3 separate regions of the Homo sapiens genome follow, and regions 2 and 3 are each linked to region 1. Evidence: chromatin loops called from intact Hi-C (ENCODE). Cell type or tissue: GM12878. All regions are shown on one strand. Links, peaks and the distances in the headings refer to the core of each region. The heading gives the core; the rest is flanking DNA. Region 1 has its middle 95 kb from the start of DLG1. Region 2 overlaps LINC02012 (long intergenic non-protein coding RNA 2012). Region 3 holds the start of LOC105374308 (a long non-coding RNA gene).

Region 1 (10,712 bases), core at 1,416-9,415:
TTCATAAGAGGGTTCAAGCTCATTCTCCATCAGCCCAGAGAACTTGTCAGGCAAGTGTCAGGCCAGATGTCACCTCACTGTTTTGGGCCCTCTCCCAGTGGGCAAAATTGTTTTTTTTTTTTTTTTTTTGGAGATGGAGTTTCGCTCTTGTGGCCCAGGCTGGAGTGCAGTGGCACGATCTCCACTCACCGCAACCTCTGCCTCCCAGGTTCAGGCAATTCTCCTGCTTCAGCCTCCCAAGTAGCTGGGATTACAGGCATGTGTACCACACCCAACTATTTTTTTTTGTATTTTTAGTAGAGACGGGGTTTCTCCATGTTGTTCAGGCTGATCTCAAACTCCCGACCTCAGGTGAGCCGCCCACCTTGGCCTCCCAAAGTGCTGGGATTACAGGCGTGAGCCACCGCGCCTGGCCCAGGTGGGCAAGATCTAAGACATCACTCTGAGTTGGTTGTGTTTCCTCCGTCTGTCATGAGGGTCTTGATCAAAGGCAAGCATTGAGCTTATGCCTATTGCATTTCAGTTTGGTTGGTGACTTGATTGGAATCAAAGGTGGGAGAGTTGGTGGGAAAGAGAATGGAAAGCATCCTTCCCTGCAGCAAAGTCAATTCTGCCTCAAGGGGCATGAACCTCCATGCAGGTGCCAACCTCTTTAGCCCACTGGAGATCAGAGGTGTGTGTCATTTCATTTATACGTAAGAGTGGGGAGTGATGTGGGGCAGGGCTCTGCCATTTTCCAGTGACTCAGCCTGTGACCTTTGAGGGGAGATCTCAGAGAAAGAGAAGGTGCAGAACCTGAGCTTGCTTTCTTGGGGCTCAAATGGTGGTGGTTGCTGCTGCTAGTCTTAGAAGTCAGATGTACAGAGTTGAGTTACTCCTACTCCTTGGCCCCTGGATGTCAGCATCGTTGGTCCCTGGGAAACCCCCTCGTGAATTATTTACTTCCTTATTCCTTTTAGTCCCCATCCTGCAATTCCATTTCCTTCTCTCACTGCACATGATTCCTAGTTCTTTCATGTGTATCGTTTTGTTCGCATATTTTCATACAAATAGCATTTGCAGTATTTTAAATTTATGTACATATTCTATCTCATTATTTCTAACGCTTTTACATGCTTTTCCCCCATTTTTCACTGTTCTTAAGATCCGTCTATGCTGCTATGTGTACGTCTATTATTTTGCCTCAGTCCTGTTTCATCGTACTCCCTGGCGTGCATTCACTGTATTTTATTTCTCCATCTCAGTGATGGAAACTCAGGGAGTCTCCAGCTCCCACCACTAATTCCTGTGCAGGCAACATTTGCATACACCTCTCCTTACAGAATTGCATAAGAGCGGCCTGGGATGTATACCTCGTGGAGGCATTGCTAGCATGTTATACCGAATGTGACTAACAATGCCTGTGTGTGCCCCGGAACACTGCCAATGCCGACTCCTCTCAATCTGTCCTCTCGCCAGCAGGGTACAGGAGTGGCTATGTCCCACATCCCTGCCAATACTTGGCACTACCTGTATTTCTATATTTTGCCAATATAAAAGGCATACAGTGACATCCGGCTGTTGTTTTAATTTTCATTTTTTGTGTTACTAAAACTTTTGAGTCTCTCTTCATGGTAGATGCATGGTATACCGCTCCGGTTCCTGCTTCAGGACTAAAAGCTATGCCTCCCCTTACCCCTCTCCACCCCTCCCTGCCAGAGTGCCGGCTGTGAATGGCTCACAGGTGAGACCCTCCCTGGGAATTGCCCTCAGTCCAAGTAAGCAGCTTCACCCACACTTATGAGCTCTCCGTGGGGGCAGTGTCCATCCAGAGGCTAGTCAATGAAGGGGTACAAAGCCCCAGTCCCTTGCCTACATTCAGGACATCTCTGAAAAGACATGCCAGCATCAGCGTTCCCCAGTGGGATCAGCCAAGGCCTGTCTGTACCCACATCACCGTTCAGATTCTTGCTCTGCCCAGTCCTATCCTGATTTCCTCACTCCCTCACCGCGTTGCTGCTGAGATCACTCCCACATAGACCTCCTGCTCACAACTCCCTAGCTCCGAGTCTGCTTCAGCACAACTGACCTATGCCACCTTGTTCGCTTTTTGGAATTTCATCTTCTGTATAAATCTGTTTATATCCTTTCCACAATTTTTTTTCTTTTTTTGGTGGGGGGATGGATACGTGCTCTGTCACCCAGGCTGGAGTGCAGTGGCACGATCTTGGCTCACTGCAACCTCCACCTCCCGGGTTCAAGTGATTCTCCTGCCTCAGCCTCCTGAGTAGCTGGGACTACAGGCAAATGCCACCACACCTGGCTAATTTTTGTATTTTTAGTAGAGTTGGGTTTCACCATATTGGTCAGGCTGGTCCTGAACTCCTGACCTCATGAACTGCCTGCCTCAGCCTCCCAAAGTGCTGGAATTACAGGCGTGAGCCACGCCCGGCCCCTTTCCCCATTTTTAATTACAGTCATAAATGTTCAAGATCTTTCCATATTCTTCGTATCAATCCCTCATTGATTTAGATGTTACAAATATCTACGCCTGTTCTGTTAACAGTCTACTAACTTTGTCCATGGGGACTTTTGTTGATTAGAAACCCCTAATTTTAATTTAATCATATTCGTAAAAATTTGCCTTATGCTTTTGAAATTTTGTTTTGAGGAGGATCGATCACAAAGATACGTCCCTGCACTCTCTTCTGCCCATTTTATTTCCACTATTTTTCTTTAACCTTTTATACTTAGGTTTTTAAAGCATGCAGAGTCCTCTTTTGTATTTAGTGTTAAGTAGGGGTCCAGTTTTATTTTTCTCTATACAATGAGCCTGTTTCCCAAATGCCATTTACTAAATAATCTGTCCTTCCCCGTGATGTGCGGGACCACCTGCATCCTATATGTTATTTTTTATTTTTTAATCATTTTTTATTTTTTTTGCGATGGAGTCTCACTCTGTCGCCCAGGCTGGAGTGCAGTGGCGCAATCTCGGCTCACTTCAAGCTCCGCCCCTCCAGGTTTAAGTAATTCTCTGCCTCAGCCTCCAGAGTAGCTGGGATTACAGGTGCATGCCACCACGCCTGGCTAATTTTTTGTATTTTTAGTAGATACGGGGTTTTGCCATCTTGGCCAGGCTGGTCTTGAACTCCTGACCTCATGATCCACCTGCCTCGGCCTCCCAAAGTGCTGGGATTACAGATGTGAGCCACCGCGCCCGGCCTCACCTTCATCCTACATTAAGTTGGGACTGAATCTGAGCTCTCTATTCTGTTCTGGTGATCTATTTTTATGGTTTTTAAACTACTGTTTTTATTATGATGGCTTTTTAATATGTCTTTTTTTGTTGTTGTTGAGACAGGTTCCCACTCTGTCACCCAGGCTGGGGAGTGCAGTGGTGCAGCCACGGCTCACTGCAGCCCCAACCTCCTGGGCTCAAGAAATCCTCCCGTCTAAGTCTCCTGAGTTGCTTGGACTTACAGGCACGTGCCACCGTGACCAGCTAATTATTTTTTTCTATTTTTTGTAGAGATGGGGTCTCACTGTGTTGCCCAGGTTGGTCTTGAACTTCTGGCCTCAAGTGATCCTCCTGCCTCAGCCTCCCCAGGTGCTGGGATTCCAGGCGTGAGCCACCGCACCTGGCTATAATATGTCTTTCTATCAGATAGAGTAAAAGCTCCTCTTTACTCTCCTATTTTATTTTATTTTATTTTTTTGAGACAGGGTTTCACTCCTGTCCCCCATGCTGGAGTGCAATGGCACGAGAAGCTCACTGCAACCTCTGTACTCCTGGCTCAAGCAATTCTCCTGCCTCAGCCTCCCAAGTAGCTGGGACCACAGGTGCATGCCACTGTGCCTGGCTAACTTTTTTTTTTTTTTTTGGTAGAGATGGAGTTTTGCCATGTTGCCCAAGCTGGTCTCGAACTCCTGAGCTCAAGTGATCCGCCCACCTTGGCCTCCCAAAGTGCTGGGATTACAGGCATGAGCCACTGCGCCCAGCCCACTCTCCTTTTTTAAAGGTTGCCTTAGCTGTGGTTCTTTGTGTCTAACCCGAGTGTCTTCCTTTGTCCTGTACTGCCATAGTTTTTAGAGTAAGTTTAGCTCAAGTGCTTTGGACTTTATCTGCGGGCTTTGTCTGGGTCAGAAGCCCTTGTTTCAGCTGGCAGCCGTGGGCCTGAATGCTGACTTGTGTTCTTGGCAGTGAGCACACAGAAGCACAGGGAGAAACTTCAGGAAGAAGTGAAGCCAAGAGATGCTATCTGGCCTGCACTGGACACTTGGAAGCCCTGGCAATTCTCTGCACAGTAGAATCCAGTCTGATCCAAGAGAAACAGTGAATGGCACACAGATTTTAATGAGCCTGGGAACCTAATCGGAGGCTGTAATGAATGAGATTTCATGCGGCCCTGCCAAGGAGAGCACTCTCTCTGGATCTGTGGTCACTTGGCCCCTGCTCCCGAGGACTGCGAGGGCCTGTCAAAAGCTTAGCTCATTGCCACCTGCATCTCCATTCCTTCCGCAGCTCTTCTCATCCTGTTCCCAAAACCTCAGCTTTCAGGCATGTAGCATTTTCATTCCGTGATAATGAGGAGACTGTGAGCAGGCCATGGTTAGTCATCTGTGGTGTGAAGATGACGGGTGCTCCAGCTCAGGAGGTGCGTGCGGGTTCAGACACGTCAGTGCTGTGGCTAAAGACAGAAGCTGGTGAGGGGGAACGAGGTGACTCATCACCGAAACCTTGAGAACCAGGTTCAAGGAGAGGGCCTAGGCTTTCCAAATGCAGAATCTGCTTTCTTTGGTGGTGCTGAGGCTCCACCCAGGCCCGGTGGGTGCCATTAACTTCTGTTCTCTCCTCACCGAGGAACTTAACGTCAAGACAATCAGCTCCCGTGCCATCCGAACAGCTCTCCGAGCACCGGCCCATTCCGCCGTGGGCTTCCAGCTGCTTGCGCCTCCCCCTTCTCCATGCCGTTCTCATCCTCTCCTGCCGTGGCATGCTCAGGTTCCTTCTTTCTGTTTCTTCAAGGCTCTTACTTCTTTCTCAGTTAGTAGTTTTTAAAAATAGACCTTTTTTCTTTGAGACGGAGTTTCACTCTTGTGGCCCAGGTTGGAGTGCAGTGGCGCAACCTCAGCTCACTGCAAGCTCCGCCGCCCAGGTTCAAGCGATTCTGTTGCCTCAGCCTCCTGAGTAGCTCGGATTACAGGTGCCCATCACCATGCCCAGCTAATTTTTTGTATTTTTAGTAGAGATGGGTTTCACCATGTTGGCCAGGCTGGTCTTGAACTCCTGACCTCAGGTGATCCGCCTCCTCGGCCTCCCAAAGTGCTGGGATTACAGGTGTGAGCCACCACGCCCAGCCAAGAATATATATTTTTGATTGACTTGTGTGGATGGTGTTTCTTCCGCCAAGTGACTCTACAAAATGCTGGTTGTTGGCTTCCCACATTTACCTCAAGAGTGGTAAACAAGTCTGATTACTTGGTAATGTGGCTCTCTCTGCCTATCCTGAGTGTCTGTCCCCATCCTGCACACATGCTGGCTGCCACACTGGTACAAGGAGGCCCGTGTCATCTGCTCCCTTTGGAGAAGAGTCACATCTTGATTGGGGCCCCAGCAGCCTGGGCAGTACCCTTGTTTGACCTGTCTCTCTGCTGAACCCCAGAAGGCCTTATTGCCTTGCCTCTCTGCACCAACGCAACAGGCCACATAGAATCACTCCAGGGGAGAGGCTTTAATCTCAGCATCATTCTCCTCTTTCTTTTGCTCCAGGCAAATGTCGGGAGATAAAGAAGTGTACCAACTACCCTTCTGTTTCCTTTAGCTCATCTTTAAATGTACTGGCTGGCATCAGAGCCTCTAGAGGCTGCTTCAGAGACCAGCCACTGTGTCTTAAACAAGAGCAGGCAGAAGGCCTTGGAGTGGACTTTTGGGATTTTTATGCTGAAGGATATAGGGGACTTTATCCAGTGTTATCCTGCCTGGAGTCAGGGTGGATACGAAAGGGACTGGGAGCGGCTCCGTTTTTCAGAATCAGTGAGGGAAGGAAGCAGACTGTGCTGTTTTAAGATGCTCAGTGTAGTTGTCTAGGAAGAGTACTTTCAGAAGCCTTGAGACCTAGCAGGTGGGTAGGTAAAATATTCACAAAAGGAGCTATCTCAGCAGTGGGGATCAAGTTGTTGACTAATCCAATACTCCCTTGGAAAATTAGATCATCCATTCTTTACCCCCACCCTATTTCCTTATGAATTCCAGACTTTCAAAGGAAACAAGGATTACAGTGCAGCCCTCGGTCAGGCCACTGGACAGGATGCTGGGCTGATTGAGAGGGTCAGTCACAGAGTGTGCTCTGTGCCAACCATATCTAGCAGGATGCCAATGACCTTGTTTAGGGCTGTTGAAGATCCTGGAATGTTCCTCTGACTCTTAAACGTTCTGCTTGTCCACGTGTCTAACTATAAGACTAGAGAATCCACAGTCCAACTCTTAGAGGGCTAACAGTTTACCAAACACATAGGCAGAGAGGCTTCTTATGAAAAAATAATTGTATCCCACAAACTGGCTTTCCTGTATTTGGTCTCTCCCAGGGTATTAAATATAACTTTTTACATGCTGCAGGCTTCAAGGCACACCACATGACCAATAGACTTCCTTGTGTGGGCTCTAAATTTGGCCTACCAGTCCTGAGGGGACCACTGAAAGTTAGGTTACACTAAGCCACTCCAAACACTGTTGTACTTGGGTGAGGAAAGGTGGGCAAAGACAGAGATGGGCCTGTGAAGCTAGCTATTAGGGTTCTCTCTCTGGCCCATCATTTCTGCTCCCTGAGTCACCTCTTTCTCCTAGGAGCTTCTGAGGAGCTCAGATCAGATATTGGCAACTTGGCAGATCAAACATGCAGAAAGGACTGTTTTCCTGGGACACTTGAGAGCCACTCAGCTTTACCTTCTTATAAGCCATGGGGTCCCTGAATGAGGAGAAACTAGTGTGGAAAGGTACCTACACACTTTTGTGACTCAGGGGCTCTGATTTTTGCTTGCAAAGCAGACAAAAAGAGACCCTACGACAAGGAATCCAAGCTAATGGGCAAAAGAACTACAGACAGTAAACTATCCCAAATGCGCTGCAGATAGTAAACTATTGCAAATGCGCTGCAGATAGTAAACTATCCCAAATGTGCTACAGATAGTAAACTACCCCAAATGCAAGGCAGACAGTAAACTATCCCAACTGCGCTGCACATAGTAAACTACCCCAAATGCAAGGCAGACAGTAACCTATCCCAAATGCATTGAAGATAGTAAACTATCCCAAATGCGCTGCATATAGTAAACTATTGCAAATACACAATGGAGAGTAAACTATCCTAAATGCGCTGCAGATAGTAAACTATCCCAAATGCGCTGCAGATAGTAAACTATCACAAATACACTATGGATAGTAAACTATCCCAAATGTGTGGCAGATACTAAATTATCCCAAATGCACTGCAGATAGTAAACTATCCCAAATGTGCTGCAGATGGTAAACCATTGCAAATACACTATGGATAGTAAACTATCCCAAATGCGCTGCAGATAGTAAACTTTCGCAAATATGCAATGGATGGAAAACTATCCCAAATGCGCTGCAGATAGTAAACTATCCCAAATGCAAGGCAGAGAGTTAACTATCCGAAATGTGCTGCAGATAGTAAACTGTCGCAAATACACTATGGATGGTAAACTATCCCAAATGCGCTGCAGATAGTAAACTGTCGCAAACACACTATGGATGGTAAACTATCCCAAATGCGCTGCAGATAGTAAACTATCCCAAATGCAAGGCAGACAGTAAACTATCCCAAATGCGCTGCAGATAGTAAACTATCCCAAATGCAAGGCAGACAGTTAACTATCCGAAATGTGCTGCAGATAGTAAACTGTCGCAAATACACTATGGATGGTAAACTATCCCAAATGCGCTGCAGATAGTAAACTGTCGCAAACACACTATGGATGGTAAACTATCCCAAATGCGCTGCAGATAGTAAACTATCCCAAATGCAAGGCAGACAGTAAACTATCCCAAATGCGCTGCAGATAGTAAACTATCGCAAATACACTATGGATGGTAAACTATCCCAAATGCGCTGCAGATAGTAAACTATCCCAAATGCAAGGCAGATAGTAAACTATCCCAAATGCGCTGCAGATAGTAAACTATCGCAAATACACTATGGATGGTAAACTATCCCAAATGCGCTGCAGATAGTAAACTATCCCAAATGCGCTGCAGATAGTAAACTATCCCAAATACACTATGGATAGTAAACTATCCCAAATGTGTGGCAGATACTAAATTATCCCAAATGCACTGCAGATAGTAAACTATCCCAAATGCGCTGCAGATGGTAAACCATTGCAAATACACTATGGATAGTAAACTATCCCAAATGCGCTGCAGATAGTAAACTATCCCAAATGTGCTGCAGAGAGTAAACTATCGCAAATACACTATGGATAGTAAACTATCCCAAATGCACTGCAGATAGTAAACTATCAAAAATACACTATGGATAGTAAACTATCCCAAATGCGCTGCAGATAGTAAACTATCCCAAATGCAAGGCAGACAGTAAACTATCCCAAATGCACTGCAGATAGTAAACTATACCAAATGTGCTGCAGATAGTGAAATATCCCAAATGCAAGGCAGATAGTAAACTATTGCTAATGCGCTGCAGATAGTAAACTATCCGAAATGTGCTGCAGATAGTAAACTATCCCAAATGTGCTGCAGATAGTAAACTATCGCAAATACACTATGGATAGTAAACTATCCAAAATGCACTGCAGATAGTAAACTATCAAAAATACACTACGGATAGTAAACTATCCTAAATGCGCTGCAGATAGTAAACTATCCCAAATGCAAGGCAGACAGTAAACTATCCCAAATGCACTGCAGATAGTAAACTATACCAAATGTGCTGCAGATAGTGAACTATCCCAAATGCAAGGCAGACAGTAAACTATCGCAAATGCGCTGCAGATGGTAAACTACCCGAAATGTGCTGCAGATAGTAAACTATCCCAAATGCGCTGCAGATAGTAAACTATCGCAAATACATTATGGATAGTAAACTATCCAAAATGCACTGCAGACAGTAAACTATCCGAAATGTGAGGCAGATAGTAAACTATCGCAAACACACTACAGACAGTAAACTATCCCAAATGTGCTGCAGATAGTAAACTATCCCAAATGCACCGCAGATAGTAAACCATCCCAAATACAGAGCAGATAGCAAACTATCCCAAATGAGGTGCAGATGGTAAACTCTCCCAAATACAGAGCAGATAGTAAACTAACCCAAATGTGCTATAGATGGTAAACTATCCCAAATAAAGTGCACATAGTAAACTATCCAAAATGCGGTGCAGATGGTAAACTATCCCAAATACACTGCAGAGAGTAAACTATCCCAATGTGCTACAAATAGTAAACTCTCCAAAATTTGCTACAGATAGTAAACTATCCCAAATGTGCTGCAGATAGTAAACTATCCCAAATGTGCTGCAGATAGTAAAATATCCCAAGGGCACTGCAGATAGCAAACTATCAAAATACACTACAGATAGTAAACTATCCCAAATGTGCTGCAGATAGGAAACTATCGCATATACACTACAGATGGTAAACTATCGGAAATGTGCTGCAGATAGTAAACTATCCCAAATGTGCTAGAGATAGTAAACTATCCCAAAGGTGCTGCAGATAGGAAACTATCGCATATACACTACAGATGGTAAACTATCGGAAATGTGCTGCAGATAGTAAACTATCCCAAATGTGCTAGAGATAGTAAACTATCCCAAAGGTGCTGCAGATAGTAAACTATCGCAAATACACTACGGATGATAAACTATCCCAAATGTGCTGCAGATAGTAAACTATCCCAAATGCAAGGCAGACAGTAAACTATCCCAAATGCGAGGCAGATAGTAAACTATCCCAAATACAAGGAAGATCATAAACTATCCCAAATACAAGGCAGATTGTAAACTATCCCAAATGCACTGCGAATAGTAAACTACCCCAAATGCACTGTGGATAGTAAACTATCCCAAATGCACTGTGGATGTTAAACTATCCCAAATGCGAGGCAGATAGTAATCTATCCTTAATGTGCCACAAATAGTAAACTATACAAAATGTGCCACAGATAGTAAACTATCCCAAATGTGCTAATGATTGTAAACTATGCCAAATACAGAGCAGATAGTAAACTATCCCAAATGTGGTGCAGATGGTAAACTATCCCAAATGTACTGCAGATACTAAACTATCCCAAATGCGCTACAGATGGTAAACTATCCCAAATGCAAGGCAGATAGTAAACTTTCCCAAATGCGGTGCAGACAGTAAACTATCCCAAATGCAAGGCAGATAGTAAACTATCCCAAATGCGCTACAGATAGTAAACTATCCCAAATATGCTACAGATAGTAAACTATCTTAAATGCGGTGTAGATAGTAAACTATCCCAAATGCAAGGCAGAGAGTAAACTATCCCAAATGCGCTGCACATAGAAAACTATCCCAAATACACTATGGATGGTAAACTATCCCCAATGCGGTGCAGATAGAAAACTATCCCATATGCACTACTAATAGTAACCTATCCCAAATGCGCTGCAGATAGTAAACTATTGCAAATACACTATGGATAGTAAACGATCCCGAAAGCACT
Region 2 (10,712 bases), core at 1,738-9,737, 110 kb before region 1:
ATGCCTGACTCCCAGGCTCCCGGATGAGGAGCCTGCTAGCCAGGGCTTGAAGCCCTCCAGTGACAGGGGGTGCATTACTTCCTAAGAAGCCATTTCCTTGGTTCAGAAACGTTTATCCAAAGACTGAGCCGAAATCTACCACCTCACTTAATGTTTTTGGCACCTGGTTATGACCCAGACCTGCACAGAATAATTTAACTCTTCTGAAATAGACTTCCAGATATTTGGAAGTGGCCAAGTCAGGTTTAAGAGCTCAGGTCTCCCATTTGACAAGATTTCCATCTCCTCGCTGTCTGAACAGGTTTCAGCTGTGGTTATCCAATCCCTCATTCTTGATGACACACACCAGGCTGAATGGTCTTTAGAGTTCCCCTCAAGCCGCCAAGCGCTCTGAGACAGGTTTACTAGCTTTGGTGAGATGCTGACACTCCTCACATGCACGTGCCCCTCCCAACTACTCAAGTGAGTTCGTGGCAAATCTCTCATCTGATCTGCATAAACGGATTATATCTTAGGCGGTGCCATTGTCTGCATTTTACAAATAAGGAAACTGAGCCTCAGGGAGGTGAAGTCATTTGCCCAAAATCACAGAGCCAGGAAACGAGAGAGCCAAGATCCAGACCCCGCAAGATCCAGACCCCACAAGATCCAGACCCCGCAAGATCCAGACCCCTCAAGATATAGACCCTGCAAGATCCAGACCTCACAAGATCCAGACCCCACAAGATCCAGACCTCGGCTATCTGGCTTCTCTTTTTTTTGCGACAGAGTCTCAATCTGTCACCCAGGCTGGAGCGCAGTGGTGTGATCTCAGCTCACTGCAACCTCTGCCTCCCAGGTTCAAGCAATTCTCCTGCCTCAGCCTCCCGAGTAGCTGGGATCACAGGTGTGCGCCATGCCTGGCTAAATTTTTTTTTTTTTTTTTGTATTTTTAGTAGAGATGGGGTTTCGCTATGTTGGCCAAGCTGGTCTCGAACCCCTGACCTCAGGTGATCCACCTGCCTCGACCTCTCAGAGTGCTGGGATTACAGGCGTGAGCCACTGCACCCAGCCCCATCTGACTTCTATACCCGCAGCCCCTTCCTTTACCCTCAGGCTGCCTCAGTCTCCACACTGGGGCCCAGAGCTGGGCTGGACTCAGCGCAGTCAGAACCTCGCCTTGCACGTGGCGAAGGAGCGGCAGGCAGGCAGGCAGGCAGGCAGGCAAGCAGGACAGCCAGCTTCCTCCTAGTCCGCAGTTTCGCGGAGCAGCCTGGAAAGGGAGGCCCAGGCTTCCCTGTCTCGTCGCACGTGTGTCTGCAGTGTCTGTGCTATCTCCCAGGGGCCTGGATGTCGATGGAATGCCTGAGGGTGGAGAGAGCTGTGGCTGAGGCCTACCCTGGCGGCCTCAGCATCTGTGGAGATGTGTAGAGACAGGGAGAGTGAATGGGGACCAACCTCAGGAGATGCTGGGTCCCAGAAGCACCATGTGCTTCTCCTTTGGTGAGACTTAATTACTCTCTAAAATGTAAGGCTACTCCCACTTATCAAATTATAGATGAGTTTAATTACAGCACACTGAGTAACCACACTGGGCTCCTTCAGAAATAGCAGCAGGCTGGTTGCTCTTCTCAGCTTCAGCTGTAGCCACCCCAGTTTCAGGAGGAAGTGCCCGTGGTTCCTGGGGCCTGGAAGTGCCGCTCAACTCTGCTGCCAGACAAGTGCGGGCGTGGTGGACTGCACTGGGTACACTGCTGTACCGGCCACCACCCTCCGGCCACTCTCAGCCGGTGAGTGCTCTGCGGGGCCATCTGGCCACGTGTTCTGTGACTGGGTCATTTACTCTGCTGCAACCTCTCTTTCTCCTACCTACATCGTGTTCTGGATAAAGGTTTTGGCTCATAATGTCCGACCAGAGGTGGACAAAGTGGTGTGGGACCTGCCGTAAGAAACAGGGAGCATGGTGCGGGGAGAGAAGCCTGTGCCTTATGGAGACTCGGGGCACCTTCAGGAAGCAGGGTCAACAGCAGCAGGCCGCTAGGGAGTCGGGAGAGCTCGGTGATGTCACGAGGGGCATCAGACTCTTCCCTGCAGGCTGGCGGGACTGATGGGCTCTCGTTCCAATGGAGGTACAATGGGACTTCCGGGGCTGTGATGGGAAGGGCGGAGGAGCTGCCGATGGTCCCAGTGCCATATTAGTGTCACATTCTGAGGGGCAGCCCTGTGCCGGACGGCAGCTGCTACCTCTCCCTCTGCCCCTTTATTACTTGAATCTCTTCGTTGTGCCCTGTCTAGGCACGGTCGTCCGACAGCAGGCAGCCCACTGCCCTCCCAGAGCTCACTGTCTAGCCCAGGGTGACACAGGGTAACCGTGGGCATGACTTGGGCCGGGAAGTGAGAGGCTCGATTCCATCACATGTAAATAAAAATACTCATTTTCAATCTAACACAGTCTGTCTTCTTCCCCGCACAGCCTTGGAGCCCCTCATGGACAGCTGATGCGAGAGGTGTGAGTGGGCAGGGGTCTCTCCTTACTTAGGGAGTCCCATGACTTTGTCAAAGGAATAATAAAATATAAGGGCCCCTGGAAACCCAGAGGCCAACAACCTGAGGCTGCCAAGCAGGCGGTGCTGGGACTGCTTGGAGAATAACCAGGCAGGGGGCTCTGGATATGTGGGACTGGGCACGTGGTGTGGAGGCTGAGGGCAGAACCGGACAAGAGGCTTAGGCTGCACCCAGATGTGGAAGAGCGCACACCACTGCCAGCACCACGACAAGCTGGAGTTTTCAGCCCTAGGGCTTATTTTCTGTGCGGTTAAGTGTACGACGAAAGAAAACAGCAGAACATTAAAAAGAGATAGATAGGCTCTCGGGTTACTGCAGCAGAGAAAGAAACAGCACATCTGGAGGGTCCGCGCTTCTCCTGCCCTCGCCCCCCGAGGCCCTCCAATTCCCTCCCCTTCCCCGCCTCCTCTGGCCATGCAGCTGGCAAACCCCTCCCCGCTGCTATGTGCTTAGTGACAGTGGGGCCTTGGTCACTGAGGGTTAGTGACAGAGCTGTGTGTCTGGCTTTAGTGCCTGCTGGTCCTCTCCTCGCCTGTGTGGATTTACCTAGGTGGTCCCTGAGAAAGAGAGCCCACAGGTGATGCCCTGTTAGAGGTGAAAGAGACCTCAGAGACCCTGCAGACGGAGGGATGGGGACAGACGCAGGCCTTGCTGGCAACTGTGTTCTGGGTGAGGTCAGTTAGAAAGAACAGAAGTTTTGGAGCCAGATGCACCTAACTTTGATCCTGCTCTGCAACTTCCTGGTTGCATAATGCTGCCAAGTTATCTACTTTCTCTGAGCCTTAGTTTCTTTTTTTGGGCGGGGTGGGGAGGGTCACTAACACTAACACTGGGGCTGCTGCCAGCGAGCATTGCAAACCTCGATGTCTTTTTGTCTGTGATGGGGATAACCGTCTGTACTTTGCAGAGTTGTTGTGTAGATAGGTGAGTGGGTAAGCTCTCCAGCCCAGCGCCTGGCACAACGCGGGGACTCAGTAGGTGCCCCGGCTGCTGCAGTCACCGCCTAAAAAATTCTTTCCCGTCCCCACCCCAGCCTTTCTGAGAAATGCAGACACTGTAGCCCAAGGGTGTTCTAGAGGCACAGACAGAAATGGGGACCCACTCAGGGTTGAACCACAGCAGCCAGAGCCCACTTTCAGGCTCATCCTAGAGGCCTAGGGCAGAGGAGGGCACTGCCTTCTGCAGGCCCCCTTCCTGACTGCTAAGTGCAGAACAGACTCCACAGCCCTGCATCACCACCTGACTGGAAATCCCTGAAGATTTCCTGAGTGGATTAAGAAATTATTCGCCAGAAGGCCTTAAGCCTAAAAGCCTAGACAAGTCCATCCTAGACAAAGAAGGGGTTTTTTGTTTTTCTTTTTTCTGGAATACAAACCCTCAAAATCATCCAGGAGGATCAGCCCATTCATTCATTCAGCTTAGGGGAGGGGAATGGACCAGTTCTTCCTGCCCTGGTTATCTGTGTTTGGGATCTTCATTTATTTATTTTGAGACGGAGTCTTGTTCTTGTTGCCCAGGCTGGAGTGCAGTGGCACGATCTCTGCTCACTGCAAGCTCCACCTCCTGGGTTCAAGCAATTCTCTGCCTCAGCCTCCCAAGTAGCTGGGATTACAGGTGCCTGCCACCATGCCTGGCTAATTTTTTGTATTTTTAGTAGAGACGACGTTTCACCATCTTGATCAGGCTGGTCTTGAACTCCTGACCTCGTGAACCACCCGCCTCGGCCTCCCAAAGTGCTGGGATTACAGGTGTGAGCCACCGCGCCCGGCCTGGACTCTTTCTGTTAGCACTCAGTTTGTCCTACCCAGGCCCTGGCTTCCTGTGTTTTCTCTTTAAGCATTCAGGGTTGAGAGTGATCTATAATCAGGCTGCAGGATATCTATGGTAAGATTTGATTCCCAGCCTGAAGGAGTTCCCAGTCCTGTGGGGCTGAGGGCGTGAGGGGGTGGAGCAGATAGGACGCACCAACCTGGAGAGCTGTCACTCAGGACAGCCTGGGCTATAGTGGATGTATGAGCAAAGTTCATGGCAGCCCAGGAAGGAGCAGGAAATTCTCACTGGGGAGGTAACGGATGCTCCCTAAAGGAGGTTGTGTTTCAGCTGGGACTTGACAAGTGAAGAGGGTTTTGACAGATAGAAACAGGAGGTGGGGCACCTGACGGGACATTTCCCAGCTAGCAGAGCAGGATGAGAATGGCTTAGCACCTCAGGGGGATGGACTCTGAAAGGAAAGTGGATAATTTGGGGAGGCTTGAAGAACTCCAGCCCCTGGGAAGAAAGGGCTGTTAGGAGTGCCCCATCCCCCAGGACATTGTTCAGACAGCTCTGTCCTGTCAGAACCAGATCACTCTAAGCTGGACTGTGAAAGCCGTCCAGCCCCTTGGATCCTAAACGCACCGCACATGAATCTCCTGGGAAACTGGTTCAAAAACAGAACCAGTAAGTCTTGAGTGGAGCCCAGGAAACTTATATCTAAAAAGCGACTCAAGGCACAGCAAGGAAAAGGGGGGTCAGAGAAGACGGGGATGCTGCATCCCGAGTTAGTGACAGACCTGGGGCTAGGCCTGGGAGAGGGAGAGCTGGAGCACCTGTGGCTGTGGTTTTTTCTGTCCCCTGGTGGCTACTAGGAGTGAAACTCCGGGAGCAGAAAGGGCCGGAGGGCTTGTTTCAGAAGTGCCAGTGTGGGGAGATGCAGGCAAGTTTTCCTCCCCTTCTCAGAGACATCAGGACAGAGAGGAGACAGGTGTGCTGGGAGCCTGGCAAAGGCCAGATGGCCTGCTCGAGTGTTCTCATTAACAGGATGAAGAAGGGCGGAGCCCCCAGTGCAGATCCTTCCAGTTAGGCACTTGGATTGTGGCACTGGCTGGTGGCCCGGCCTTCCCACAATTTGTAGTTGTGTGTCCTGCAGTGGGCGACTCCACCAGGCTGTGCCAAGCCTGCCAGCTTGCTGTGCCCTCTGCCCCTCGGAGCTGCAGCTTTGCTCACTGTCCTCTCCTTGGCCAGGAGGGGGCAGTCAGCTGCCTCTCTAGTATCCCTCCTGCCTTTAGTGTTGAGGCTGGGACGCGTCAGGGAGGTGATTAAACAGGGCAGGGCTTTCTCAGACCCATGGCAAGAGGCCTAAGTTTCGGTTCCAGTTCCATGTTCTCAGTTGCAGACTGAGCCACTGGGGGTGGCTGAGGAGAAGCAGCATGCCCCCATCCCGGTTTTCTAGTGCTCAGGTACTTGGCTTCCAGGTGCCTAGCTAGCCTAGACAAGCTGGGACTTGGGGGCAGAGATTGCTGCATGTTCCTGATAATTCATTTTCCCCTTCTATAGGGATAGATCCACCAATGTTCAGCTGAGCACATGGCTGCCATAATAAAGACTACATTTCCCCAGATTCCCTTGCAGCTAGGGGGTAGTCATGTGACTATGTTCTGGCCAATGGGATGTAAGCAGAAATGGTGGTACAACAGTTTCCAGGAACCTTCCTTAAGGGGAGCTTATATGCATCTCCTTTGGCTCCTTCGGCACTTCATCCTGCAGCCTGGAACTTGGGATGCTGCCATCTTGGGCCATAAAGTCAAGATATTTATGACATTGCAACAAGATAGTGTTTGGATCCCAGACACTGGGGAACCACATTCCACCTTTGACCCCTCATTCAGATTTTATGTGAGAAGAAATAAACTTCCACCTTTTCTGCATTATTACAGTTTTGGAATTATTTCCTTGTATGCAAAGCAAATCCTAACTGAACCCCTAGTCCAGTTGGACAGGAGATGAGGAAGCCATCGCATACACATGGGGGCAGGAAGCCACATCTGATCCTAAGTAATAAGCATTTATTAAGTGCTTCCTACACGCCAGGCCTTGGGTTAAGCATGTTATATGCATTATCCCATTTGATTCTCCCAGTGATACTATAAGGCAAGATTTATAATCCCAATTTTATAGATAACTAAAATGAAGCTTAGGTTTAAATATCTTTCCTAGTTAGAAAGTGACAGGATTCAGAACCAGACTGTCTCTAACTGCTGGGTGCAAGCACTTACTGTTCCTCAGGCAATGAAGAGGGCTCCTGCCATGCTGGCCACAGCCTCCCTGACATCACCTGGGCTATGAAGAGGCAGCTCCTCTTTGATTGAAAGGAGAGATTCATGAGGTTGGGACTGAGCCAAAATTGAACACAAAACAGGCTGAGACAATAGGCAACCAAACTCTCATCCTTATTCTCTGAACAAAATTCTTAAACTTGAAATATTTTAGAGGGCTATTTCTCCTCCTTCTCCTTCTTCTTCTTATTTTTGAGATGGAGTCTTGCTCTGTCACCCAGGGTGGAGTGCAGTGGCCCAATCTCAGCTCACTCTAAACTTTGCCTCCTGGGTTCATGCGATTCTCCTGCCTCAGCCTCCTGAGTAGCTGGGATTACAGGCACGTGCCACCACACTTGGCTATTTTTTTTTTTTTTTGTATTTTTAGTAGAGACAGTGTTTCACCATGTTGGCCAGGTTGGTCTCGAACTCCTGACCTCAGGTGATCTGCCTGCCTCGGCCTCCCAAAGTGTTGGGATTATAGGTGTGAGCCACCATGCCTGGCCTAGTTCTTTTTTTTTTTTTGGAGATGGAGTCTCACTCTGTCACCCAGGCTGGAGTGCAGTGGTGTGATCTCGGTTCAAGAGATTCTCCTGCCTTAGCCTCCCGAGTAGCTGAAATTACAGGTGCCTGCCACCACACCAGGATAATTTTTACATTTTTAGTAGAGACGGGGTTTCACCATGTTGACCAGGCTGGTCTTGAACTCCTGACCTCAGGTGACCCACCTGCCTCGGCCTCCCAAAGTGCTGGGATTACAAGTGTGAGCCACCATGCCTGGCTTAGTTCTTCTTAATGAAAGTGTCCTCTCAGAAGCATCCCCAGTGAGACCACCTCCCGTTTAGTGGCTGAGCTAAGAAGACTCAAGACTCCTCTTCTTCCACCTCCTCCCTCTATCCCCACCTTCCTTTCTCTCTCCCTCTTCCTCCTCTCCTCACTCCTCCTGTTCCTGAGGATCATGGAGGTGGTACCAGAGGCTCCTTACGCAGCATGGCCTACCACCAAGTGGGCTTTTGTTAATCTGTTTAGCTTCAAAGATATCCATGAAGCAGCAACCACTAAATGTCCAAGAAATAATGGATTCCATCTGGGCAGCCAGGAAGCCTTGTTACTATTCCCTCTTCTACTACCAACTGGCCACATCGTCCAGGCAGCAAACGCCTTATCCTTTCTGGGCCTCACTCTCCTCATTGGAAAACAATAGTAATAATAATAACAGCAACATCTAACACATCTTTTTTTTTTTCCTCACAGACAAGGTCTGGCTATGTTGCCTAGACTGGCCTTGAACGCCTGGGCTCCAGCGATCCTCCCACCTCAGCTTCCCAAGGTAGCTGGGACTACAGGCGTAGGCCACCACACCCAGCTCACCAGCAAACAATCTGTTGAGTCATCCAGACTCACTATGTTCTAAACACTTCACAAGCGTTTATTCACTCATCCTTCCCAGGACCCTATGAGGGAGGTACTATTACTATTATGGGTGGGGAACCTGAGACACCGAGGTTTCTAAGTGGCCCAAGGTCATGCGTGCACCACGAAGTCAAAATGAGACTTGAAAGAGGACCTGGCAGCTGTGTTTAGTCACGGCCCTGGGTTAAATGACCTCTCAGGCAAAGTCTCAATGCAGTAAAGACAAAGTGGGGGTGCTTGGGTGGAATGGGGGTGGGGGTCTAAACCCTCGCCCTTCCTCCCCCCACCCGCCCTTAGGGGAGGGGCTCTCCAAGCGCTGCTCCACGTGGAACATTCTGAGAATCCCCCAGGGCCTGGGGCCGCTGGGGTGTGGGAGGGCGGGGAGAGAGCGTGCGCCCTGCACAGTGAGGTCGTGGCGCCCGGCACCTGCCACCTGTGACTGGGATGAAGGGCTCGATCAGAACCTGTCTGCCGGTTTCCCCGTGCGACGATTAACCACCACCCCCTCCATAACCCGTGTGTTTTCCAGGTGAGGAAAATCCCCACCGAGGAGAGCTGGGGCACGCGGGCCTTGCGCTCACCGCGGGCGGGTCGTGCGGCCCCCTTGGCGACACCCCGCGCTCCCCGGGCGCCCGCCCCAGGCCCAGATGCTGCGCGCGGCTCCCCCACTCAGCGGCTCCCTGGGAGCCCCGGCCGCCCCGGCGCCTCCTCCCGGCCCTTCCCGGCCCCGCGGCCTTGCAGCTGGCCGACCCCTCCCCCAGCTCCGCGCTTAGGGACGTGGGGCCCTGGTCGCTGAGGGTGAGTGACGCAGCCGTGCGTCCGGCTGTCCGCCCCCATCGGTCGTCTCCTCGCCTGTGCGGATCGCGCCGCCGTTCATGCACCTGTCCCGAGTGAACGTGGTGGAGGGATCTGGAGGTCTGACTCCTCACTCCCACCCCTGAGCTGTGGGCAGAAAGCCACTTGCAGAGCCCCGCCAAAAAGTCACTCTCTCTGGCTCGAGGCTCATTCAGGTGTCCTATGGCCACCGCTGAGAGACACCTGGGGCCCTCTGTGCGGCTGGGTCAGTCTCCCGCTGGCCACTGGCAAAGCCTGGCCACCAGTGCTCTGGGGAGACTGGAAGGGGGCCAGGGCTGAAGCAGCTGGAAGGAATGTCCATTTGTCCTGTTCTGCTTCACCTGCTTCTGCTTTATTTCAGAAAGGGGCTCAGTGCCTCAGGCACACCTTGAGAAACACCTCCATTTTCAAAGGAGACCATGAGTTTCCTGCTTGCCCAGTAAGATTTGTTTATTGCAACTATGTCAATAAATGGCCCCTATTTACCTATCCGCTAGCCCCTTTGTGAGCCTCCATCCTCTGGCTGTGTAAAAGACCCCTCAATGAAGGAACCTTTCCATTTTTCTCTGAAGCGCACCTGTGCCGAGGGTTAGCTCTGCGTTTGAAGTGGGTTTGCTTGTTTGTTTGTTTGTTTGTTTGTTTTAACCACTGGTTTATTGCCTGGCTTTGGTCACATTCCATCCCCTCTTTGAGCTTCATTTCCCCATCTGTGCCATAAATCAGCGGAACTTCCTAAAGTCCCAGTGATTCTTCAGCAGTATCTAGCCTGGGCATGGTGGCACCGTAGTCCCAGCTATTGAGGAGGCTGTGGTGGGCCCAGGAGTTGGAGGCTGCAGTAAGCTATGATCACACCACTGCACTCCAGCCTGGACCCCAGAGTGAGACCCTGTCTCAAAAAAAAAAAAAAGTATCTGACACGGAAGCGTTCTGCTAAAAATGTTTGAGTTTGAGACCCACTGGCCTAGACGACTTCACACCTGGGCCCAGGAATGTGTCTGCTTAGGTCTCTGAAAACTTTTCTCCGGGTTTCACCACCGTGATGCCCCTGAGTCTGACACGTCTTCTCTCAGAGCCTCTAGGCTGAGCCCAGCACGGCAGAACGGGGTGCATCATGAGGCAAAGGACCTGCCGCCCTGGGACAGCCCAGCTAGAGACGGGAATGAAATTACTCTGCAGAGCTCTCCTGCCTCCTGGAGTGGAGGACATTTCTATTACCATCCCCTCTCGTGGGTCCTCTGTCCAGGCCTCCTCTGTCCTGACTTCTTCTACAAGAGAGTGGAAATCCTTCCAGTGTAACAAGCCCGCCTTCACCTGCTCTCATTCGACACAGCAGCCCTATAGTGGAAGGAGGCACAGGAATTGCTTCCCCGCACTCCCGCCCCACTTTTTTTTTATGGAGATGGAATCTCACTCTGTTGCCAGACTGGAGTGCAGTGGTGCGATCTCGGCTCACTGCAACCTCCGTCTCCTGGGTTCAAGCGATTCTCCTGCCTCAGCCTCTTGAGTAGCTGGGACTACAGGCGTGTGCCACCATGCCTGGCTAATTTTTTGTATTTTTTGTAGAGGCGGAGTTTCACCGTGTTAGCCAGGATGGTCTCCGTTCCTGACCTCGTGATCCGCCTACCTTGGCCTCCAAAAGTGTTGGGATTACAGGCGTGAGCCACCGCGCCCGGCCTCCCCTCTTTTACAGATGAGAAAAAGGCTCAGAGAGATAAAGGGACTTGGACCAGGTGACAAAGCAAGTGTTTTGCAGCATTGTGTGAGCATCCTGGCATCCTCATAACGTAAAGAGAATAGGGACTCCCACCAGCTGGGAGAATGGTTCTGATGTGGTAGGAAGGAAAGAGG
Region 3 (10,712 bases), core at 1,829-9,828, 61 kb before region 1:
CCTTTGTCCGAAAGATGTTAGAATTCTTGAAAAATCTATTTCAAGGAGCTTGTAGTTAATTTAGGAATACGACCAGGCTCCACTTCACTATAATGCAAAGGAAATAGGGATTCTGGCAACTGAGTGAAGAGAAACTTTATTCGATGACCTAGCGATTCAAGGGTCATCCTTCTGAACATCCATTGTTCTTTCATAAACGTGTAATGGGGTTGGACTGCACCGGCCATGTGTGGACTCCAGGGGAGTCCCTGGAAGCTGCTGGTATTTTGTTGTTTTAAAAAATAAACCCTTGATTTGTTTTTGATTTCTTATTAAGGTCTTCTTCCTAAAAATAGTACAAAAAAATTCCAGTCACCTGAGAAACTAAATTATTTTGTGCTCATGAATTGAGGGTTTTTATTTTTTGGCTGAAATTGTTCCAGCATTTTCTTTTTGAGGTAAAATAGACATCTAAAATTTACCATGTTTACTATTTTTAAGGGTACTGTTCAGTGGTAATACATTTACATTCTTTTTGTCCCCTTCATCCTCCCCCTCCCTCTACTCTTCCCTGCCGCTGGTAACCACCATTCTCTTTTCTACCTTCATGAGATCTGCTTTTGGAGCTCCCACAGTTCTACTGTTTTCTAAAGGATTCTGCCATTGGAAACTGCTTGGTTTCAGGAGAGCACTCCCACCACAGTCAGGCCTCTCAGGAGAGTAGCGTCCATCACGGCTCCAATTATATAGAGACATGAACACCTGGTTCTGCTCCGGGTGAGGTTTTTCCTCCTGACCGCACCCCTCCTGACCACACACCTCCTGACCACACCCGTCCTCACTGCATCCCTACTAACCGCATCCCCTCCCGACCGCATCCCTACTAACCGCATCCCTCCTGACCGCACCCCTACTAACTGAATCCCTCCTGACCACATCCCTACTAACTGCATCCCCTCCTGACTGCATCCCTCCCGACCGCACCCCTACTAACTGCATCCCTCCCGACCGCATCCCTACTAACTGCATCCCCTCCCGACCGCATCCCTACTAACTGCATCCCCTCCCGACCGCATCCCTACTAACTGCATCCCCTCCCGACCGCATCCCTACTAACTGCATCCCCTCCTGACCACATCCCTACTAACTGCATCCCCTCCCGACCACATCCCTACTAACCGCATCCCCTCCCGACCGCATCCCTACTAACCGCATCCCCTCCTGACCACATCCCTACTAACCGCATCCCCTCCCGACCGCATCCCTACTAACTGCATCCCTCCCGACCACATCCCTACTAACTGCATCCCCTCCCGACCACATCCCTACTAACTGCATCCCTCCCGACCACATCCCTACTAACTGCATCCCTCCCGACCACATCCCTACTAACTGCATCCCTCCCGACCACATCCCTACTAACTGCATCCCTCCCGACCACATCCCTACTAACTGCATCCCTCCTGACCGCATCCCTACTAACTGCATCCCTCCCGACCACATCCCTACTAACTGCATCCCCTCCTGACCACATCCCTCCTGACCACACCCGTCCTCACTGCATCCCTACTAACTGCATCCCCTCCCGACTGCATCCCCACTAACTACATCCCCTCCTGACCACATCCCTCCTGACCGCACCCCTCCTGACCCCAATCCCTACTCACAGCCTCCAAGGCTACCAGGTGCTGTTCACATGTGGCCAGCACTGTTGGTGGAAGGCGCCACACCCAGTAATCCAGGTGTCGTCCTCCCGTCCAGGTCCAGCGGCCTCTTCCTGCTTCTGCAAGCCTAGTTTTTTCTAGTCTTTGGGAGAGGAAAGTCTCGTTTTGCAAGCACACTGCCTGGCCTTTGTGTCTAGCCCTGGCTCTGTGGGTTCTGTGAGTGTTTGTTTCTGACCAGTCTGGACTGGGGTGCCCTTCGGTGCCAGCAAGAGAGCAGCGTGCAAGGGAAATACACAGATCAACCCTTGGAGCTGTAATCTTGTCTGAATCCTGTCTGTTGTCTTGCCTACTATGTGAGATAGAAATGAAGATGGAAAAGGGTAACCCTCAGGGCAGCCCTGCACAGAAACCCCTTCCCAGAGGGCCACGGCTGAGGCACCACTCCCAGGACAGCTGGGCCTTGAGCTCCATTTGGTCTTTTCTTCCTGGGGAAAAAAGGCCCTGTGTGGCTGTTTGTCCATAATGTTAAAGAGAGCCTCTTGGGGGCCCTGGATGTAAAGGTAGAGGTTCTGAGTTTAGGACCCTGCAAATTGCCCCAATGGGAAGCCTGCTAGGAAGAAGAGTGGTTACCAGAGCCCAAATGCAGGCAGGCCAACCCCCTTCAAGGGACCCCCCGCAATGAGAAAAGGGGAACCCATCACAATGGCAGCCGTTCTCCACCTCACCAAGGCCTCTGAGGACAAGCGGGAGAGGAGGGGAGCCTGGTCTAACTGTGAGGAAAGAGCAAAGTACAAATGCTTGCCTTCAACGTGCCATGCTTTCTTTCTCCAGCAGGTGGTCTGGGCGCTGGCGCAGTCACCCGGCAGAGAGTGCTGCTCAGCCTTAGGGTGCCCGTGTGCAGGAGAGACAAAGCTTTTGTGCAGAATCTCAGCCTTAGGGTGCCTGTGTGCAGGAGAGACAAAGCTTTTGTGCAGAATGCCCCACCCTCGGCACTTGACAGGGTGAGTGGAGGGCATGTGGTATTTCAGCCTCCACCCAGCTGCTGAACAGACAGGCACACACTGAACAGCCTCACCCGCCACAGCCTTGCTCTCAAGCGTTCTGCTTTCCTGCATCAGCAGAAATAAGGGGACCAATTTATCATACCTGCTGGGTGCCAGGTACTTTATATATTATCTCCTCTTTTTTTTTTTTTTTTTTTTGAGATGGAGGTTTGCTCTTGTCACCCAGGCTGGAGTGCAATGGCATGATCTCAGCTCACTGCAACCTCCGCCTCCCAGGTTCAAGTGATTCTCCTGCCTCAACCCCCCAGGTAGCTGGGATTACGGGCATGCACCACCACGCCCAGATAATTTTGTATTTTTAGTAGAGACGGGGTTTCTCTATGTTGGTCAGGCTGGTCTCAAACTCCCGACCTCAGGGTTCGACCTCAGGTGATTTGCCTGCCTCGGCCTCCCAAGGTGCTGGGATTACAGGTGTGAGCCACCATGCCTGGCCTATATTATCTCCTTTAATCACCCCAACAACCATGTGAAGTGGGATTTTTATCTCCATTTTACAGATGACGTAACTACGGCTTTGGGATGTTACGCAACGAGTAAGGCCTTGTGAGTCTTCACAGAAAGGGACTGGCCTGGAGGCTCCGAGCGGTCAGCTAGTTCCCGTCACTGTTCTCCCCGGGAAGCTGTGGATGGGCAGTGACCCAGGCAGGGAAAGGGTAAGAATCGCTGCTTGAGGACCCAAGAGGCTTCACCTCCCTCCTCAGACAGGAACCCGGGAAAGGGCTTTGCCCGGGAAGGTCTATGATAGGGATTCTCACAGTGAGACAGGACCAGCATCTCCTGAGACAAACTACTGCTCTTGAATTTGAAAAGAATTCTCAAGTCTGCGTCTCATCTCTAATTCTTTCTACCACTGTGTCTTTTTCCCAGTTGGCATTGGCAGCCACGAAACAGCTTGAGGGGCCAGGCGCGGCGGCTCACGCCTGTAATCCCAGCACTTTGGGAGGCCAAGGTGGGCGGCTCACCTGAGGTTGGGAGTTTGAGACCAGCCTGACCAACATGCAGAAACTCCGTCTCTACTAAAAAAAAAAAAAAAAAAATACAAATTAGCCAGGTGTGGTGGTGCATGCCTGTAATCCCAGCTACTCGGGAGGCTGAGGCAGGAGAATCACTTGAACCCAGGGGGCGAAGGTTGCAGTGAGCCAAGATTGCACCACTGCACTCCAGCCTGGACAACAAGACCGAAACTCCATCTCAAACAAAACGAAACGAAACGAAACAAAACAAAACAAAACAAAAACAGCTTGAGGACCAGATAGGGCATCAAAAGCGGAGAAAGCTGGGGAACTCTGTGTCCTCTGAATCCAGTTCAGATGGAAAGGAAGCCCCAGAGGGAGGACAGGTGGGGGCAGCTGGAAAGACAAGACCAGGCTCCCCTTCTTGGGTGTGGAGGGAGACAGTGGTCGGGACCCCCAGAGAGGGCAGAGCACCGGGCTGGCCGGTGGGGTGGGGTTCCCCGCAGGAGGCCTGTGCCGCCGGCTGTGTGGCCTGCGGAGGAGCCTGCCGAGCCTGCCGAGCCCCGCATCCGGTGGGAAGTAGGAGTCTGGCACTTCCGGCTCGGGCTGCTGCAGCGGTTCCGGGCATCTGCGCTATTAGAATTCTCCCGGCTCGCGGCGGCCGCAGGAATCCAGTCACGTGGTAGACGTGGTGCCTGGGAGCCGGGGTCAGCGAGCGCTCAGTCTGAGAGAAAACGTGTTCCTTCCCCCTGAGACGTGTCCCGTGCCGGGCGATGGCTCGCGGCAAACCTCCGCTCCCACAGGGAAGGAGCCCTGTGAGGCCTGGCCTGGGAGCTCTCGGGAGCGTGGGTGGTGAGCAGGGACACGGGGACACGGGAAAATCACTTCTGCTGCTGATCAGGATGTTGCCAGCCTACCATTTCTGTCGGAGGCTCCTTACTGATACTTCCGCTTCCCTTAGTTCCTTTTCCTCTCTGCCACGATGCTACATTCTCTGCAAGCAGGCTCCGACCTGGTTCCCGGATAACCTCAGAACTACAGCCTCATGACATCACTTCTCTATTGCCCTGTCCCCTTTGCTAAGAATTGGCGATACATTCAGAGGGCAAAAGCTTGCCTTTGAATTTGCTGAGTAAAAACCAAGGCTTTGTTACCTCTGGGTCTAGGGGATTGAAGAAGGACCCGATTTCCCTCTCCTCCCTCCCTCCCCCTTCCTGCAAGCCTCTCGATGAGAATGTATTTCCTAGTCACCTACGCTCACACCTATTTTGTAAATCTTCTAGATACTCTCCCTCCAGCCCACTCAGCCCCACTCTGCCAGAGGAGATACTGGACCCCAGGTCTTCCCCAATTTCAGCCTCCCCCAACCCGGCTTTTTATTCCTGAGGACCTCCCTCCACACCCAAGAAGCTATTTCCTGAAGGGGTCTCATTCCCTCCTGTTATTTTTCAGTTTGTTCTGTGCTGCTGCTTTTGGTCCTTCCTAACAGAAACCCTCATTCCTGTGGAAGACGTCCTGTCAGGAATAACCCCTTTGCTACGTGGTGGACACTAGCGTCCTGTCAGAAATTCACGCTCTCCTATCAGCAACCTGTTTTCTTGTCAGAAATCATTGTTGTCAGAAATCAGAAATCACTCTTTCTTTCTTTTTCTTTCTTTCTCTCTCTCTCTTTCTTTCTTCTTTTTGAGGTGGCGTCTCACTCTGTCTCCCAGACTGGAGTGCAGTGGCGCGATCTTGGCTCACTGCAAGCTCCGCCTCCCAGATTCAAGCGATTCTCCTGCCTCAGCCTCCGAGTAGCTGGGACTACAGGCACGCACCATCACACCCGGCTAATTTTTGTATTTTTAGTAGACACGGGGTTTCACCATGTCCGCCAGGATGGTCTCGAACTACTGACCTCAAGTGATCCACCCGCCTCAGCCTCCCAAAGTGCTAGGATTACAGGCATGAGCCACTGTGCCTGGCTGAGAAATCACTACTTTGCTTTTAGAAATCACCGTCCTGAGAAAAATCAGTTTCTTTCAGAAATCCTTGTTTTCTTGTCAGAGCTCCATGCATAGCCCACTGGAGGCCAACATTTTCCATCAGACATCCCTGTTTTCCTGTCATAAACCACTACTCTCCTGTCAGAAATCCCTGGTCTCCTGTCAGAAGTCCCTGGTCTCCTGTCAGAAGTCCCTGGTCTCCTGTCAGAAATCCCTGGTCTCCTGTCAGAAGTCCCTGGTCTCCTGTCAGAAATCCCTGGTCTCCTGTCAGAAGTTCCTGGTCTCCTGTCAGAAATCCCTGGTCTCCTGTCAGAAGTCCCTGGTCTCCTGTCAGAAGTCCCTGGTCTCCTGTCAGAAGTTCCTGGTCTCCTGTCAGAAATCCCTGGTCTCCTGTCAGAAATTCCTGGTAGGAGCTTCCAGTCAGAAGTCATTACTTTCCCGTAGGGAATCACTGGTCCTTGCCTGATCCTTCTTTCCCCAGAATATTCAGAGTTGCTCGTCATCCTTTGACTTTGGTAGTTTTCTTGTGACTTTCTTGCTGGGAGAGGAGAAGGGCACTGCCGGCTGTTCACACCTGTTTTGCCACATCTGTGGAAGCTCAGTGCTGGCTCCAGAAGCAGCCTGGGGCACTGGACACAGCACAGGGGGTGTCCACAGCCTCATATGCCCCTCCTGGGTGATGATAGACAAGTCATTTCTGCCTGCTGGACCTTTTCCCCATCTTTTTGTTGGGGGTGATAATATCGCCTACTCTGCCTGCTTCATAGCGTCATTTAATTTAGATCAATGACACTTCTGACTTCCAAAAAGTTGCTACTTTGTTTGAGACAGAAATCTCTTTTCCTGTCATTTTTACTCACTGTTGCTCCATAGGGCAAATCTAATACTTCTTCCATACCACAACCCTTCAACCCTGCCCCTAAATCTCCTCTTACCTGCAAAAAATGCCTCCTGTTCTCTAATGCCCAGATTCAACCAGCTCATTCCTTGTGTTGTGTGACTGGCTTCCAGGTCTGTTGCCAGCCTGCTCCCCCGACTCCACCCCTGGTCCCACCTTGTTTGAGTTTGTCTAGGTCTTTCTTGGAGTGTGCTGTGATCAGCTCAGGGGACAGCAAGAGTGTCACCTCCCTCCTTCTACAGCAGATGGCATGGTCAGGTTGCATGAGCTTTTACACTGCAGATTGAATGTGCCATTTACCATGTAGAATCTTCCCAGGCAGAAGCTCCATTTATTCGTTTTTATTTTTCTATTAGAGGTTTGTAATTTTCTTTGAATGCATTCTTCATGTCCTTTTACGTGAATTGCAAAATACTTAATGATTTGGATTCTTCAGGGAATGAGCTCTCTCTATTGCATTTCCTTCTAGTCTTCATCACTGGACTCTAGAAACGGTGTATTGATTTAATTTTTTTCTTATAATCTGAAACGTTGCTGAACTGATTTGCCATTTCTAAGTAGTTTTCCTGGAACACTCTGTACTGTCTTGGGGTGCTTACCCATTCTGTCTTGTGATGGAGACAGCTTTATGGCAGGCTGTGTCACGTGCTCTGCCATTTTCTCCTTGGAACCACTCCAAATGGGTGCCAACGCCTCTAGGCAGGAGCTGTGCTGGACATCAGAGTTCAAGGAAATGGGGATGGCATTGTTTTATTATTATTATTTTGAGACAGAGTCTCGCTCTGTCGCCCAGGCTGGAGTGCAATGGTGTGATCTCAGCTCACTACAACCTCCGCCTCCCAGGTTCAAGCGATTCTCCTGCCTCAGCCTCCTGAGTAGCTGGGACTACAGGCACCCACCACCATGCCTGACTAATTTTTTGTATTTTTAGTAGAGACGGGGTTTCACCATGTTGGCCAGGCTGGTCTCGAACTCCTGACCTCAGGTGATCCACCCGCCTCGGCCTCCCACAGCGCTGGGATTACAGGCGGAGCCAACAAGCCCGGCCTGGAAATGGGGATGGCATTATGAACAGGGTAATCTTTTGTTAATTCTGATTTCCATTTTTTGAAGTAAATCATTCTAATAACTTTGGTAATTCAGCTATTAATAGCAACACATTGCTTACCACATACTTCACAAGTGAACAGTGATCACACCGAAGTTGAAAACACTTGGCCTGTTGATTAAACAGGGTTTTCACTGGATTACACACTTTAAAACGGTGAATTTTAAGGTATGTGAATGAGTCCTTCCCCTGCTCAATGACAACAACAGGAAAAATTTTAAAAATAGGCTTTGGAGACAACTAGTTTATGTCCCAGCTTTGCCCTTAACAGGCCGTCTGGCCTTTAGGCAATTATGGTCCAGTCCTTGATTTCTCTGAATTTCCACTTCATCCTATGTAGAATGGGATTATGAATTGCCCTTCTTTCATTCCACTGATAAAAGAAACTCTCCACCCCCACCCTAGAGAGCGGCTGATCAAAATATCCCAATTCTCCTAGACACAATAATTGATGAAGACACGCTCACAAGACCCAAAGATGCTCAGTCAAGATTCGTGAGGAGGGGAAATGTGGATGCTGGGTCAAAATAGGGCTCTCTCCTTCTAAAATCATAAGACATAGCCTGGGGAGCGGTGGCTCACGCCTGTAATCCCAGCACTTTGGGAGGCTGAGGCGGGCGGATCATGAGGTCAGGAGATCAAGACCATCCTGGCCAACATGGTGAAACCCTGTCCTACTAAAATACAAAAAATTGCCAGGCGCAGTGGCTCACGCCTGTAATCCCAACACTTTGGGAGGCCGAGGCAGGCGTAACCTGAGGTCGGGAGTTTGAGACCAGCCTGACCAACATGGAGAAACCCCATCTTTACTAAAAATACGAAACTAGCCGGGTGTGGTGGCGCGTGCCTGTAATCCCAGCTACTCGGGAGGCTGAGGCAGGAGAATCGCTTGAACCTGGGAGGCGGAGGTTGCAGTGAGCCAAGATCACACCATTGTACTCCAGCCTGGGCAAGAAGAGTGAAACTCTGTCTCAAAAACAACAACAACAAACACAAAAAATTAGCTGGGCGTGGTGGTGTGTGCCTGTAGTCCCAGCTACTTGGGAGGCTGAGGCAGGGGAATCTCTTGAACCCAGGAGGTGGATGTTGCAGTGAGTGGAGATCGCACCACTCCACTCCAGCCTGGCGACAGAGAGAGACTCCATCAGAAAAAAAAAAAAAAAAAAAAAAAAAAGGCCGGGCGCAGTGGCTCACACCTGTAATCCCAGCACTTTGGGAGGCTGAGGTGGGCGAATCGCCTGAGGTCAGGAGTTCAAGCCCAGCCTGGCCAACATAGTGAAACCTGTCTTTACTAAAAATACAAAAATTAGCCGGGCATGGTGGTGGGCACCTGTAATCCCAATTACTCAGGAAGCTGAAGCAGGAGAATTGCTTGAACCTGGGAGGCGGAGGTTGCAGTGAGCCGAGATTGCACCACTGCACTGCAGCCTGGGTGACAGAGCGAGACTCTGTCATAAGATGTAAAGTTCATGAAATCCAGAGCTACTGGGGGTCATCTTTCCCAATATACGAGAGAACATACTGGAGAGTGACGCTAACATAGTGGAAATGAAGGGAGACAGAGAGGTTTCTGACGTTACCTGAGCCCGTGGAGCCAGCCTGGGCGGAAACCGGACAACTCCTGATGTTTTCATTCATGTGCACCAGTAATTCCTTTTTTTCTTAAGCTTGTTTGAGTTGGGTTTCTGTCATGAGCAACCCAAAGAGGCTTAATACAGAAATATATTGTATCAGGCTGTTGTGAGAATTACTCGTGGTAATACCTATAAGGCGTATAAGCAGGGACTAAATAAGCAGGGACAAAAAATGGAAACTTACTATTATTATTGATAGCATTATGCAATGGATAGGAACAACTTTGTATATGCTTAATCTTATTACCCTGTAGTAACAAAGATAGTACTAACTGAGTACCATATAAAGTAGAATCTCAATAAACATATCCTTATAGACAAACTGATATCTCTTTACCTTAGTATAGAATTTAAACATGAATTAATCTGAATTTCTCCTGCCTTTTACTCTTAGGAGATAGAGATGAATCTACAAAATGGAAAAAGTGTTGAACTTGGGAGTCAAGAGACCAGGATTCTAGTTCTGATGATGCCCTTCACATACCGAATGCCCTGGGGAAGCCGCTTCCCTTCTCTCAGCCTTGGGTTCTCCATGTGTCAAATTAGGCTGTGGAAAAAGGTATCAAGAGATACTTTTAATGGTCCATGATTTCTGGGGATTAAAATAAATTCAATCTCATACCCCTTTTGCATCCTGCCCACAGCCTCCCACAGTGACACATGATCAGGGAGAGTCAGGGTGCTTGCAAATGGCCATTTGCGTGACGTTTTATGCTCATGGGAAGATGCAAGGAAGTCAGTACTCTTCACTTGCTAATGTAAAAATGTTACTGAATACATCTTAGAATGACTTTTAAAGACAAGGCCTGAAATATAATTTCGTATCAGAAAAAAATGAATTGAAATGAATATTTTTCATTCATCAGGCATTCATTTAGGGCTTTCTAGGTACATCCTGTGCCCAGTACTAGAACAAAGGGACTAAGGCTCTGTTCCTGAGGTCAAGGAGAGCCTTGTCTTGCAAGGAATGTTCCCTGAATATCTTGTTCATCAAAATTTCACTGGAGTTCAGATTGAAATGGAGATTTTGATAACCTTATTGGGCCAGGCACTGGGTAGACAAGTTTGTTGACATCATCTTAACACTTGATTGTAACTTTTCTGTTCTCCCACCTCCCAGAAACACTCATCTGGCTGAACGGAGACATGAGCCTCTGTAAACTGATTCTTCCTCCACAAAGGGGCCCTGGCCCTCACAGCCCCATCCTCTTTCATCCTTGCTGCCTGATCCTAGGGAAGCTTTGCTCTGGTGGTGCCTGGAGCTGTGATGTATGCAGTCATTTGAAACCCCAGCTTTGTGGAAGACACGAGACATTGATTTTTACTCTACCATTTGGAGAAAAATCATTTTTATATTAGCAGAAATGTTGATAGACAAGGAGCAAAGTTTAAGGTTGGAATGACTTTAAGATTCATTCATTTTTTAA

What was found. Peaks named below come from ENCODE experiments on the same cell type or tissue, not always from the same donor. Only the 100,000 strongest peaks of a DNase experiment are listed, where the experiment ranks them.
Region 2: a loop joins it to region 1, with 6 times the contacts of the local background. A loop is called at or near these places in 5 of 110 quality-filtered maps.
Region 3: a loop joins it to region 1, with 3 times the contacts of the local background. A loop is called at or near these places in 5 of 110 quality-filtered maps.

Annotation. Positions count from the first base shown.
Region 1 is chr3:197,388,705-197,399,416 of GRCh38, reverse strand. No RefSeq gene overlaps it. Among named protein-coding and RNA genes, the nearest start is that of DLG1, 95 kb to the right of the region's middle. RefSeq lists enhancers at 4,182-4,231, 4,425-4,719, 4,242-5,121, 4,039-5,238, 4,846-5,347 and 1 more. In GM12878, for the core only: no CTCF peak of the experiment used is centred there; DNase peaks (open chromatin) are centred at 4,666 and 5,431; H3K4me3 peaks cover 1,119 bases; H3K27ac peaks cover 2,840 bases.
Region 2 is chr3:197,496,976-197,507,687 of GRCh38, reverse strand. It overlaps LINC02012 (long intergenic non-protein coding RNA 2012), which reads left to right. Exons shown (of 1, transcript NR_145451.1): 1 at 1-2,426. Among named protein-coding and RNA genes, the nearest start is that of LINC02012, 7.3 kb to the left of the region's middle. RefSeq lists a silencer at 5,234-5,397. In GM12878, for the core only: a CTCF peak has its summit at 5,553 (motif pointing right); DNase peaks (open chromatin) are centred at 5,647 and 5,917; H3K27ac peaks cover 617 bases.
Region 3 is chr3:197,450,276-197,460,987 of GRCh38, reverse strand. LOC105374308 (a long non-coding RNA gene) reads left to right here and starts at 2,700. Exons shown (of 5, transcript NR_189108.1): 1 at 2,700-2,803; 2 at 3,205-3,360. In GM12878, for the core only: a CTCF peak has its summit at 6,783; a DNase peak (open chromatin) is centred at 6,777; H3K4me3 peaks cover 1,424 bases; H3K27ac peaks cover 688 bases.